2 separate regions of the Homo sapiens genome follow, and region 2 is linked to region 1. Evidence: read pairs that join two places in POLR2A ChIA-PET (ENCODE). Cell type or tissue: HepG2. All regions are shown on one strand. Links, peaks and the distances in the headings refer to the core of each region. The heading gives the core; the rest is flanking DNA. Region 1 overlaps HECTD2-AS1 (HECTD2 antisense RNA 1). Region 2 overlaps HECTD2-AS1 (HECTD2 antisense RNA 1).

The links. ChIA-PET counts read pairs that join two places held together with the same protein. Peaks named below come from ENCODE experiments on the same cell type or tissue, not always from the same donor. Only the 100,000 strongest peaks of a DNase experiment are listed, where the experiment ranks them.
Region 2: POLR2A ChIA-PET joins it to region 1 with 8 read pairs; 5 of 35 experiments call an interaction of 5 or more read pairs at or near these places.

What each region holds. Positions count from the first base shown.
Region 1 is chr10:91,554,121-91,559,500 of GRCh38, forward strand. All of the region lies in intron 1 of HECTD2-AS1 (HECTD2 antisense RNA 1), which reads right to left. LOC105378433 (a long non-coding RNA gene) reads left to right here. Exons shown (of 3, transcript XR_007062244.1): 2 at 2,395-2,624. Among named protein-coding and RNA genes, the nearest start is that of HECTD2-AS1, 55 kb to the right of the region's middle. In HepG2, for the core only: no CTCF peak of the experiment used is centred there; DNase peaks (open chromatin) are centred at 2,761 and 3,271.
Region 2 is chr10:91,605,662-91,611,041 of GRCh38, forward strand. All of the region lies in intron 1 of HECTD2-AS1 (HECTD2 antisense RNA 1), which reads right to left. Among named protein-coding and RNA genes, the nearest start is that of HECTD2-AS1, 3.1 kb to the right of the region's middle. In HepG2, for the core only: no CTCF peak of the experiment used is centred there; a DNase peak (open chromatin) is centred at 3,300; H3K4me3 peaks cover 667 bases.

The sequences.
Region 1 (5,380 bases), core at 255-5,254:
TAACACAGCAGTCCCAACCTTTTTGGCATCAGAGACCAGCTGTGTGGAAGACAATTTTTCCACGGATGGCGGGGTTGGTGGAGGATAGTTTCAGGATGAAACTGTTCCCCCTCAGATCATCAAGCATTAGATTCTTATAAGGAGTGTGCAACCCAGATCCCTCGCATGTGCAGTTCACAATAGGGTTCACACTCCTATGAGAATCTAATGTGCTGCTGATCTGACAGGAGGCGGAGCTCAGGCAGTAATGCTCACTGGCCCACTGCTCACCTCCTGCTGTGTGGTCCAGTTCCTAACAGGCCAGGACCAGTACTGGTCCATGGTCCAGGGGTTGGGGACCCTGTCTTAACATAATCAGTGTTAGCAGTTTGCAGCATATCCTTCTGTATCTTTCTCTGTACTGATGCAAACATATATAAACATTCATCAAAAAATGTTACATCTAAAAATAGGATTATTACTAAACTTGTTTTTCAGCAATTTGCATCTTTAACACTGTATCTGGGGGATTCTTCAACTCAGTACATATGGGTCTGACTCTTCCTAATAGCTGAAGCACATAAGCACATCTACTTATGCTAACACAGACACATTGTATACATGTGCACACACCCCACCTCATCCCACACCACATCATCCCCAAGGCTATTGATACTGGCACTGCCCCTGCCCCTAGCCCTAACCTGCAAAACATGAGGTTACTGCTGTGTGGTTACCCCTCACACCCCCGCTTCCAGACCACACTGGCTTGACTCCCATAGGAGGGTTAAGATGGTGCACTTGGCCCAGGCTGTGCTTCTGAGTGGGCTGCTCTTGTCGTATCCCCACCCCCCATTCAGACCCTCAGGGGTAAAAACTATCACCTGGGAACACGGACCAAGCTCGGGGCCAGGCAGACATGCTTGGAGGCTGTTGTGGTAAGGAAGGGAAGGCAGGAAATCGGTCAGCCCAATAAGAAGCAAGGGGTATCCTAGAACAGCAGACCCCCAAGCTGAGGCATTGGCAACCTGTGTGCCAGCCCCGCCCTGACATTAACTCACCGTGTGACCTCAGGCAAGCCTTTCCCTCTCTGAACCTCCTTTCTTCTTCCATAAGATGAGCATGTTTGCAGTGAGGCCCTTCCAGCACAAACACATGGTTTGGTCAGTGAGTCCTGCTTCTCCCTCGGTGCTGGGAGCTCCCTCTCACACCAATGCTCCCGTGGGACCCTGCTCCCTGCACCCTCAGAGTGAGGGGAACTGGAGGGGAGCTGGTGAGGCAGAGCAGAAGCTGAGCCTCACCAGAGAGGCAGGCAGGAGGCTGCCCTGGAGGCCAGATCCAGATGAGGGTTTCATAGGCCTGGCAAAGCCTCCCCTCCTTCTAAGGCAGTAAAGTGCTTTTGCTGTCCTTTGGAACCATGCTGCTCAGTAACTACACCTGGGAACACCAAGCACTTTTTCTTCTTAATTAAAAAAAAAAAAAAGTAATATTTCAGCAGGCCCTGGGCACTTCCTGTCTTGCTAAGTCAGTACTTGTCTGATCTTTCCTGTTGAACTGGGTCCCTTAGTGCAGCATCTACTATTTACTTACTGCTGTATCCCCAGGATCTAGGTAATACCTGAGATATACTAAATGTCCAGTAAATATTTCAATGCCTCTCTCACTGATTCTGATTACAAATGTGATACCCTCATGTTGTTTTTAAAAATCCCCAAAATAGATATAAATGATTAAACTTAATAAGTGGAAAGTTTTCCAAAATGCTATTCTACAGGCCTCCCCATAAGTAATCATCATTAACAGTTTGGTGACATGCTCCTGTCCCACTCTTGTACTGTTGACATTTTGAACCAGATAATTCTCTGTTATAGGATGATTGGCAGTATATCTGGCCTCTGCCCACCAAATGCCAGTAGCACTCCCCCAGTTGTGACAGCCAAAAATACTTTTAGACATTGATAAATGTCCCCCAGCAGACCAAATTATATCCTGCCACTCCCTCCTACTCCCCTGTGTCCCACCCCTGTTGAGGAGCACTCTATATACATCCACAGAGTGAAAGTAAAGTTGAAAACAAGTAAACAAGGGCAAGAAAGAGGAGATAGTGATACATAGATGTAGGTATCAAAAACTGTTTATAATTGGTTAAATGTAAATTAATATTCCTGTTCCCTGATTTCCAGTCTTGTGTGAGCCTTGTTCAATTATTCAATCTTTATTTCATTTCCCAAATATTTATTAAATACCTTTGATGTGCTAGAAACTATGCTCATAGATATATTTTCAATAAACTTATTATAACTAAGTATCTACTTCAGCCCCCGAAAATGAAGGTAGGGAGTGGCAACAAATCCCCAGGTTCTAACTGGTTACACCTCAGTCTCTTACGAGTCCATCACTCTTAACTCTGACCAGCTCCCGCATACCTCCACCTGCCATATTGGCCTGCCATGGTAGGCCAGGGAGAGAGAAAAAGGAAGAAAAGAGAAGAGAAAAGAAAAATGTGTTGCCTACTGCCCCTGCCTTTATTGGGATGGACAGCTGGAGTAAACATCATCCAGAAAGACTGGGACTCTGGGTCCTCTCAAACCCAGCACACCCGCACCACGAATACCAGCCCCCAGCAAGAAACCTCTAAGCACTTTGTGAGTATTCATCGCCTAAACATATTTCATTTCCAGTCTTGCCCAACTGATCTCAGCCTTAACTGTTTAACTGGGCTGGTCTCTGAGCAGACTCTGTAGCTGCCCTGAAATCAGGTTACTGGCACAGCCTGTAGATATTGACTGATTCAAAGATTACAGTTGAGCAAACAGGAGCATGTTAATTTTTAATTTCACTTTGTTGATAAATCGGGCTTCCTCTTTGTCCTATAACCGATAATTACCTGGTCAGAAGAAACATGCGATACTTGACCTGCAATGAAAGTCCACTTGTCTGGCCTTCCTGGCCCTAGCTGGGTTTTTCAAAGGAGCTCCCATACTGGTTTGGCCTCAGTCAGCTGTTAAAGAATTGAGGGACTTCTGAGTTGCGCAACCCTGAGTCAATGTGAGACCCAAGCTGAACAGCATGGGACTCTTAAGAATTAAAGTGGAGACCTAAGGAAGATCTTTGAGGTTTGGGATTTGGGGTAGGAATGGGGTTTTTTTCTAACAAAGGAGAGACTGTGACAGAGAAAGTGTTTCTTTCATGGCTTCCAGTTCACACTAAGTCACCCTCATTCTGGAGCCAAGGTTGTTCTCAAAGGTGACTTTACCACAGTAAAACATGAGGACAGAAAACAGCAGCCGTGTGTCCGCCTCATCACACAAGAGCCGTACTGTTTGCTAAGTCTCTTAGTTCACACAACCGTGGTGCCATCCTGGGAAATAATTACCAGTACTCCCATTGTATGGAGAAAGAATTAATTTGCAGTTTATATCTCTAAAGGGTCCAATTACTTCATATAGAGATCTGTCGCATTGTTTTTCTCTTCCTTTTTTTTTTTTTTCCCCCTGTTGCTTTTAGGGGCCAAAGCGGTTTCAGTTTGAAACCATGATGAATTTAACATAAATCAAGAAAAGCAACAGAAGCAACTTTTCCCATCTGGAATGGAGTACAGCCTTCTATTTTATGCTATTTGTCTACCCTGTCACTAACTGCAGAGAAAACGTTCTAAAAACTGCCCTTTGTAGCCTCAAGCCATTTCCCTAGGGCTGTTTGACTTAAAAAAAAAAAAAAAAAAAAAAAAGAGCCAGAGAAATAAAAAATGTGGGCAGAGCCTGAGTGGTTTTAAGTCAAAGACCTACTGAGCAGGGATTCATTTAGTGGGTTATTTTAAATAATTCAATCCAGAAAAAATTGGTTGAATATATACATATATGCCTCACCAATTTCATTCACAGATGTTGGCAAGTGACTGAAAACAGGAAGGGAAACTTTGTTCAATGCTCGGAGATGAATGTACCAAATTATACAATCCCTGCAGAATTTGAGAACTGGAAGGGGACTAAGAAATCAGTTAGTCTAGTAAGTTAGGGCTTGCAATCTTTTTCTGGGGAGGTACTTCTGAGTTCCCTTACATTTTATGATCATCAGAGACACGATTCTTCATACAGCTAGAGAGGGGAAGGTGGGATTTTATTGAGCATGTAATGTTATCATCCGCCTACTTTGAGGATTCCCAAGTCTTCCCATTGCCTATGGGAGTATTTCTGTGGGACATCAGTACCGTGGATTGTTCACCACAAAGGTTTCCAGGGTCACACCTGTTTAGGAAATGCTGTGTGTTATATCCAACTTTGGATATTTGCAAAGTACACCTGCATAATAAATGCTGTTGCACTGAGTGAGAAGCCCTGGAATTTTAAAAGCCTCCTTATTTTTGCTTAAGCCAAGCCTCCAATCTTATTTTATGATCATATCCTGTAGGATATAGCTACAAGTGACAGAAACCCTGACTCAAAACTGGAATAAACAATAAGGACTATTTGTGACGCTTTACAAAGCAGATGTTCAGAGAGGTAGGACAAGCTTGGGAGATTTGTGTCCATATTTTCCAACTCTAGCACCCTCAGTGTCAGCTTCATCTTCAGGCCACTAGTGGGATGACAGTTACAGGCATCACACTCAGGCCTGACAGAGGAAAAAGAAGGATCATTTCTTCACGTGGCCTCTCTTAGGAGAGAAGTTTCCCGCAAGCTCCCTGGTATACAATCAAGTCTCATTGGCCAGAATCTGGTCACATATCCACTCCTGAACCAATCACTGACAAAAAAAAAAAAAAAAAAAAGCATGAAGCTGCATGGAGGAAGAATAGATTCCTGAACAAAACTAGAGCTCTGTTAGGAAGGCAAAGAGAATGGGTAAGCAGCCAGCATTGTTCACTGTAACTGTAGACACCTTTTTACACCTAACACCCTGTGGTGGTTAATTTTATGTGCCAACCTGACTGGGCCACAGGGTGCCCAGACATTTGGTCAAATGTTATTCTGGGTATGTCTGTGAGAGTATTTCAGGATGAGGTTGATATTTGAAGTGGTAATGTTTGAAGTGGTGGGCTGAGTGAAGCAGACTGCCCTCCCTAATGTGGGTGGGCCTCATCCAATCAATTGAAGGCCTGGATAGAACAAAAAGATTGAGTAAAAGGAATTCCTCCCACTTGACTGCTGGAGCTGAGATATTAGTCTTTTCTAACCTTCAGTCTTATACCAAAACATCAGCTCGTCTTGGGTTTCAAGCCTGCTGGCTTTTGGACTGGATCTTACACCATCAGCTCTCATGGTTCTCAGCCCTTTGGACTCAGACTGCAACTGGACATTGGCTCTCCTGGGTCTGCAACTTGCAGACTGCAGATCTGGACTTTTTCAACCTGTAATTCTTTAAGATGAGTAAACAAGTAAGTACATAAAAACATAACTTA
Region 2 (5,380 bases), core at 279-5,278, 52 kb after region 1:
TTTTAAATTGAATTTCTGAGTCTTTGGACATGCCACCCCTTCTATTATACACCTGATTTGCTTCACTAATGTACTTTACCTGCTGGCTCTTGAAAGTATTTGAGTTTCTTAACCCTCATAAAGATGGAATCTTCCTAAAAAGTGTTGTGTCCTTCCCACTATTCTTAAACAGAATATCTAGAATATTGAAACCAACTTGATACTCCCATAGACTGTTCTTTTTGATAAACATAGAAATCGGCCCTTGTGCTGTTAAAGCTTAAAACTTGTATTTGTTTTATCTGAGTTCCTTCCTCCTTCAGAGCTTCTCAAAAAAAGTATCAAAGAATTGAAATGCACCAGAGCATGGCACCAGATGCCTCCTTGCCTCTCCCTAGTTCTTGTTTCCTTACACATTGTTACATTTCTTCCCTGCTACATAAACCCTTAGTTTTAGTCAGTCAGGGAGATGGATTTGAGACTGAGCTCCCATCTCCCTGATGGAGCACCCAATTAAAGCCTTCTTCCTTGGCAATACTTGTTGTCTCAGTGATTGGCTTTCTGTGTGGTGAGCAGCAGGACCTGGACCAAACCTCTGGTGTTTCAGCAACAAAATAACTTAACATTCTCTTAATAATTTAAAGTTATCACAGTGAAACTCAGTGATTATACCACACAGAAATGCCCTTGTGGATTATTCAGATTTGGGGACAATCAATAGTCCCAGGATGCTATGCTTCTTGAGCTTTTTAAAGCTGCTTCATCTTGCCCCATCTATGTGATCATTACCTATTCCATTTCACTGTTGCCTCTGTGCCTGCCATCACCATAACCAAACACACATACACACATACAGAGAGAGAGAGACTCCTGACACGTATAAACGCTTTCTAACCCTCCACTGTTCTGTGGTCTAGAAAACAAGAAGTTAATTTGATTAGAATTGTGTGCAGAATAGTAGTAAATAGGATCTGAGTTAGGAAGTCCTTAAGGAAGTTGTCTCTCTTTTTAAAATTTTTTTCATTTTTAATTTTTGTGGGTACATAGTAGATGTATATATTTATGGGGGACATGAGATGTCTTGATACAGGCATGCAATATGAGATAAGCACATCAAGTGGAGAAATAGGAACACTTTTACACTGTTGGTGGGACTGTAAACTAGTTCAACCATTGTGGAAGTCAGTGTGGCAATTCCTCAGGGATCTAGAACTAGAAATACCATTTGACCCAGCCATCCCATTACTGGGTATATACCCAAAGGACTATAAATCATGCTGCTATAAAGACACATGCACACCTATGTTTATTGCACCACTATTCACTATAGCAAAGACTTGGAACCAACCCAAATGTCCAACAATAATAGACTGGATTAAGAAAATGTGGCACATATACACCATGGAATACAATGCAGCCATAAAAAATGATGAGTTCATGTCCTTTGTAGGGACATGGATGAAATTGGAAATCATCATTCTCAGTAAACTATTGCAAGAACAAAAAACCAAACACCGCATATTCTCACTCATAGGTGGGAATTGAACAATGAGAACACATGGACACAGGAAGGGGAACATCACACTCTGGGGACTGTTGTGGGGTGGGGAGAGGGGGGAGGGATAGCATTAGGAGATATACCTAATGCTAAATGACGAGTTAATGGGTGCAGCACACCAGCATGGCACATGTATACATATGTAACTAACCTGCACATTGTGCACATGTACCCTAAAACTTAAAGTATAATAATAATAAAATAAAATAAAAAAGAGATAAGCACATCAAGATGGCAATAATAAATGCAAATTCTTCATCACCATTTTGACTGCTCAGAAATCATCACTGTTTCACAGGCTCTTTAAAAAAAGGTCAGTAAATACACGACTCCTGTCTAATGAAAAGAAAGTTAGCAATTGAAATTCTGAGAATACAATCTCCCACAAAAAATCAAAACCCACTCACTGAGCCAAACAAAAAGCATGCTCACTGACCTCCAATTCTTGGCCATCACTGCCAACTACAAAAGAAATAATTAGAAACAAACAGCCACAGACGCTATACTCTTGAGTTGAAGAGGAAACATCAAGAGCGCATTGCATCCAGTACTGTCATACAAGTCATTCACATAAGCAGAAAGCCACTTTCCAGTCCCTAGATAACTATGGCCAAGCTAGCCCAGCCAAGAACCTCTTCTCATTCTGTACTAGAAGGCCACAAAAGCAGCTCACTCAGAGGGGCTGGGCTGCCTTGCTCCTCTTAATCCAGTCAGGCTCACTGGCCATCCTCAGTCCAGGTTTTTATCTCTTCTCACTTGAGCTACTACAATGACTCCCCCAACTGACCTCTCTGTCTCCCTGAGTCATCCGGCCACTTTTTAATCCTCTGCTCACATTGCATTGCATCCAGAGAAAGACAAATTTCAGTCTGTCTCCCTTTTACCTAAATTTTAAAAAGACTACTTTCCTCAACCTCCATCATTTGGCTACATTCATCCTCATCACAGCCCCAGACTGTGGCCAACCACATTTCTCTCTGCTTTCCCACCACACCATAGTCATTGCCACCTCCTGCCTTTTTTCGTGCTCTGTGGCTTCCAGAAACACCGTCTTTTCCTCTGTGTCTGTCCAAACTCCACCCATCCTTCATATTGCCACTTAAGAAGCTGTTCCCAGACACCCTATCCCTTAAGGGTGCTCCTTTCATTCAACTCCTTACAGCTCCCAATATTTTAAGCACTCCTTTTATTTTCCACTGTCCTGGGCATAGGCCCTGGCCCTGGAGTAGAGCAGGAATCTGACCCAAAACTTCTTTGGGGTCTCCTACTTAATATCTATCCCTCTAAATCCTAATATGTTCTATGAACACAACTGCCCTTGTACATGATGACCCTAAGAACAGCAAAGTTTATATTTGGAGAAACTGCAGACCTCTCCCAGAATGACACATTGCCCTTCAAATCTCACGGAGAAAGAGCGTGTGGGCCAAGTGCCCAGATATCTAGCAAAGAAAGGCAAGTCAGCCTCCTCCCTTCCCCCAACCCGCCACTCTTGCCAGACAGCATTTAAAATGCACTTCAGCGCGTTCCTCTTTTATTTGGAAAGGAAACAAGTCTTGACATTCTGTTTCTCCCATTTCATTAAGGACAGAGGTCATCCCAGGAAGGGGAAGGGTAGTTTCCAAAGAGAACTTGTGAGGGAGTGGAGGTGGGGCAGGGGACGCTCTCGTCCCTTCTCGTTAGCCCACTTTACCCTTTGAAGAGAACAAGCCCAGCTTTCACAGTGAATTATTTGCAGGGTGGCTTCTGCCAGGACTGGGCTCTCGCTAGCTGAGGCAATACCCGGAAGGATTACATGATAGCTCAAGGACAGACAAGGTGTCCAGAAGGAACTGGCCGGAGGAGGTGACACTGAGACAGCCTGGAGATAAGGGGGTAGAAAAGGGAGAAGGGAGGAGGTAGGGGGTGTGTGTTAAATAGAAACTCAGAAAAAGCTAAACCTGTACATTTCTCTCTCTCTCTCTCTCTCTCTGTCTCTCTGTCTCTCTCTCTCTCTCTCTCTCTCACACACACACACACACACACACACACACACACACAGGCATGCACAGAAACACATTCTTTGCTTTCCCTCCCCATCTGTAACTCCCCAAGGCATTTCTATAAATAAACGATAGGCCCCTGAGCCTGCAATAGGACCATTATTAACTCTTGCAGTGTTCTGGCTATAAGTGTGTGAACACTTTTCCTCACTTCATGGTTTGCAAAGCCTTTTCCCATATGTAATCTCCACCTGACTCCTACATCACACACTTGAAAAGTCCTTTAGCTTCTCCTCATCATTCCCATATATAGAATTGGGCACCCCACACCCACACTCTCAAAGTTCTTAGCCTTAAAGCTGTAAGTTTCAAGTTGGCTACTCCAAAAATTTCTTATGGTTTGAGCCACATTATCTATTTTCAAAATTATCAAATATTGTACATATTTATGGGGTACAATGTGATATTTCGATATATGTATACATTGTAGAATGATCAAATCAAGCTAATTTAACAGGCTCATCAACTCACATACTTACGATTTCTTTGTGATGAGAACATTTAAAATCTATCTTTTAGCAATTTTGAAATATGCAATATATTATTATTAACTATAGCCACCATGCTGTGCAACAGATCCCCAGAACTGACTCCTCCTGTCTAAAAATGAAACTTCGTACACCTTGACCAACATTTCCCCATTCCCTATCTGCCCCCACCTATCAGCCTCTTATAACTACCATTCTACTCTCTACTTCCATGAGTTTGAAGTTTTTAGATTTCACATTCTAAGTGAGATCACATAGGATCTATCTTTCTGTGCCTGGCTTATTTCACTTAGCATGATGTCCTCCAGGTTAATTCATGTTGTCATCACAAATAACAGAATTTTCTTCTATCTTAAGGATGAATAGTATTTTGTTGTGTATATATACTAAAATTTTTATCCATTCATCTATTGATGGTCACTTAGGTTATTTCCATATCTTGGGTATTGTGAATAATGCTGCAATTCACATGGGAGTGCAGATATCTCTTCAACGTATTGATTTCAATTCATTTGGATGTACACCCAGAAGTGGGATTGCTGGATCATATGGTAGTTCTATTTTCCATTTTTTCGGGAACCATCATACCGCTTTCCAAAATGGCTGTACTAATTTACATTCTCACCAACAGTGTACAAGAGTTCCCTTTAATCCAGAGGCCTTTACATGCATAATGTCACTTAAATTCCACAAGAATCCTGAAGGGTAAACATGATCAAGGCATGTCAGAGGAGGAAAGTGAAGCTCTAATGTTACGTTATGTGACAGGAGTGTAGAGTATGGGGTGCAGTGTCTTGAACCCAGGTCTGTATAGCTATAGTGCACGTGTTCTTCACTCCTGCCCTGAGGTCCTCTTCCTAAAAGTTCTTTATCATCTAAGATTCCAGAGCATCTACCGGGGGGTTTAGTCAGACATCTGGAATGCCAGGATTCATAACCAATTAAGCTTCCCCATGCCTATAGTGGTGTCTTTTACTTTTCACTTCAACATTTATTTTGCCAGACTCCATACTAGGTAAAGTGGGTAAAGCAGTCAATAAGACACACATGTCCTGCTCTCATAGAACTTAAAGTCTGATTAAAAGAGACGATTCATAAATGCACACACAATTAAATAAATGGACCAATTTGCCAAGAAGCTTCAAATCCACAGAGAATAAACACAATGTAGTTTTCATTTTTTTCCACTATCCTTGACTTGCTATGTCAAATCATCTCCTCCTCTTTCCCCCCCTTTAAAATATCTCACAGTTTCCATTACTTCCTGTCACTTTCAGCTATTCAGTTTAGTCAAGACCAGTTTAAACCTCCAT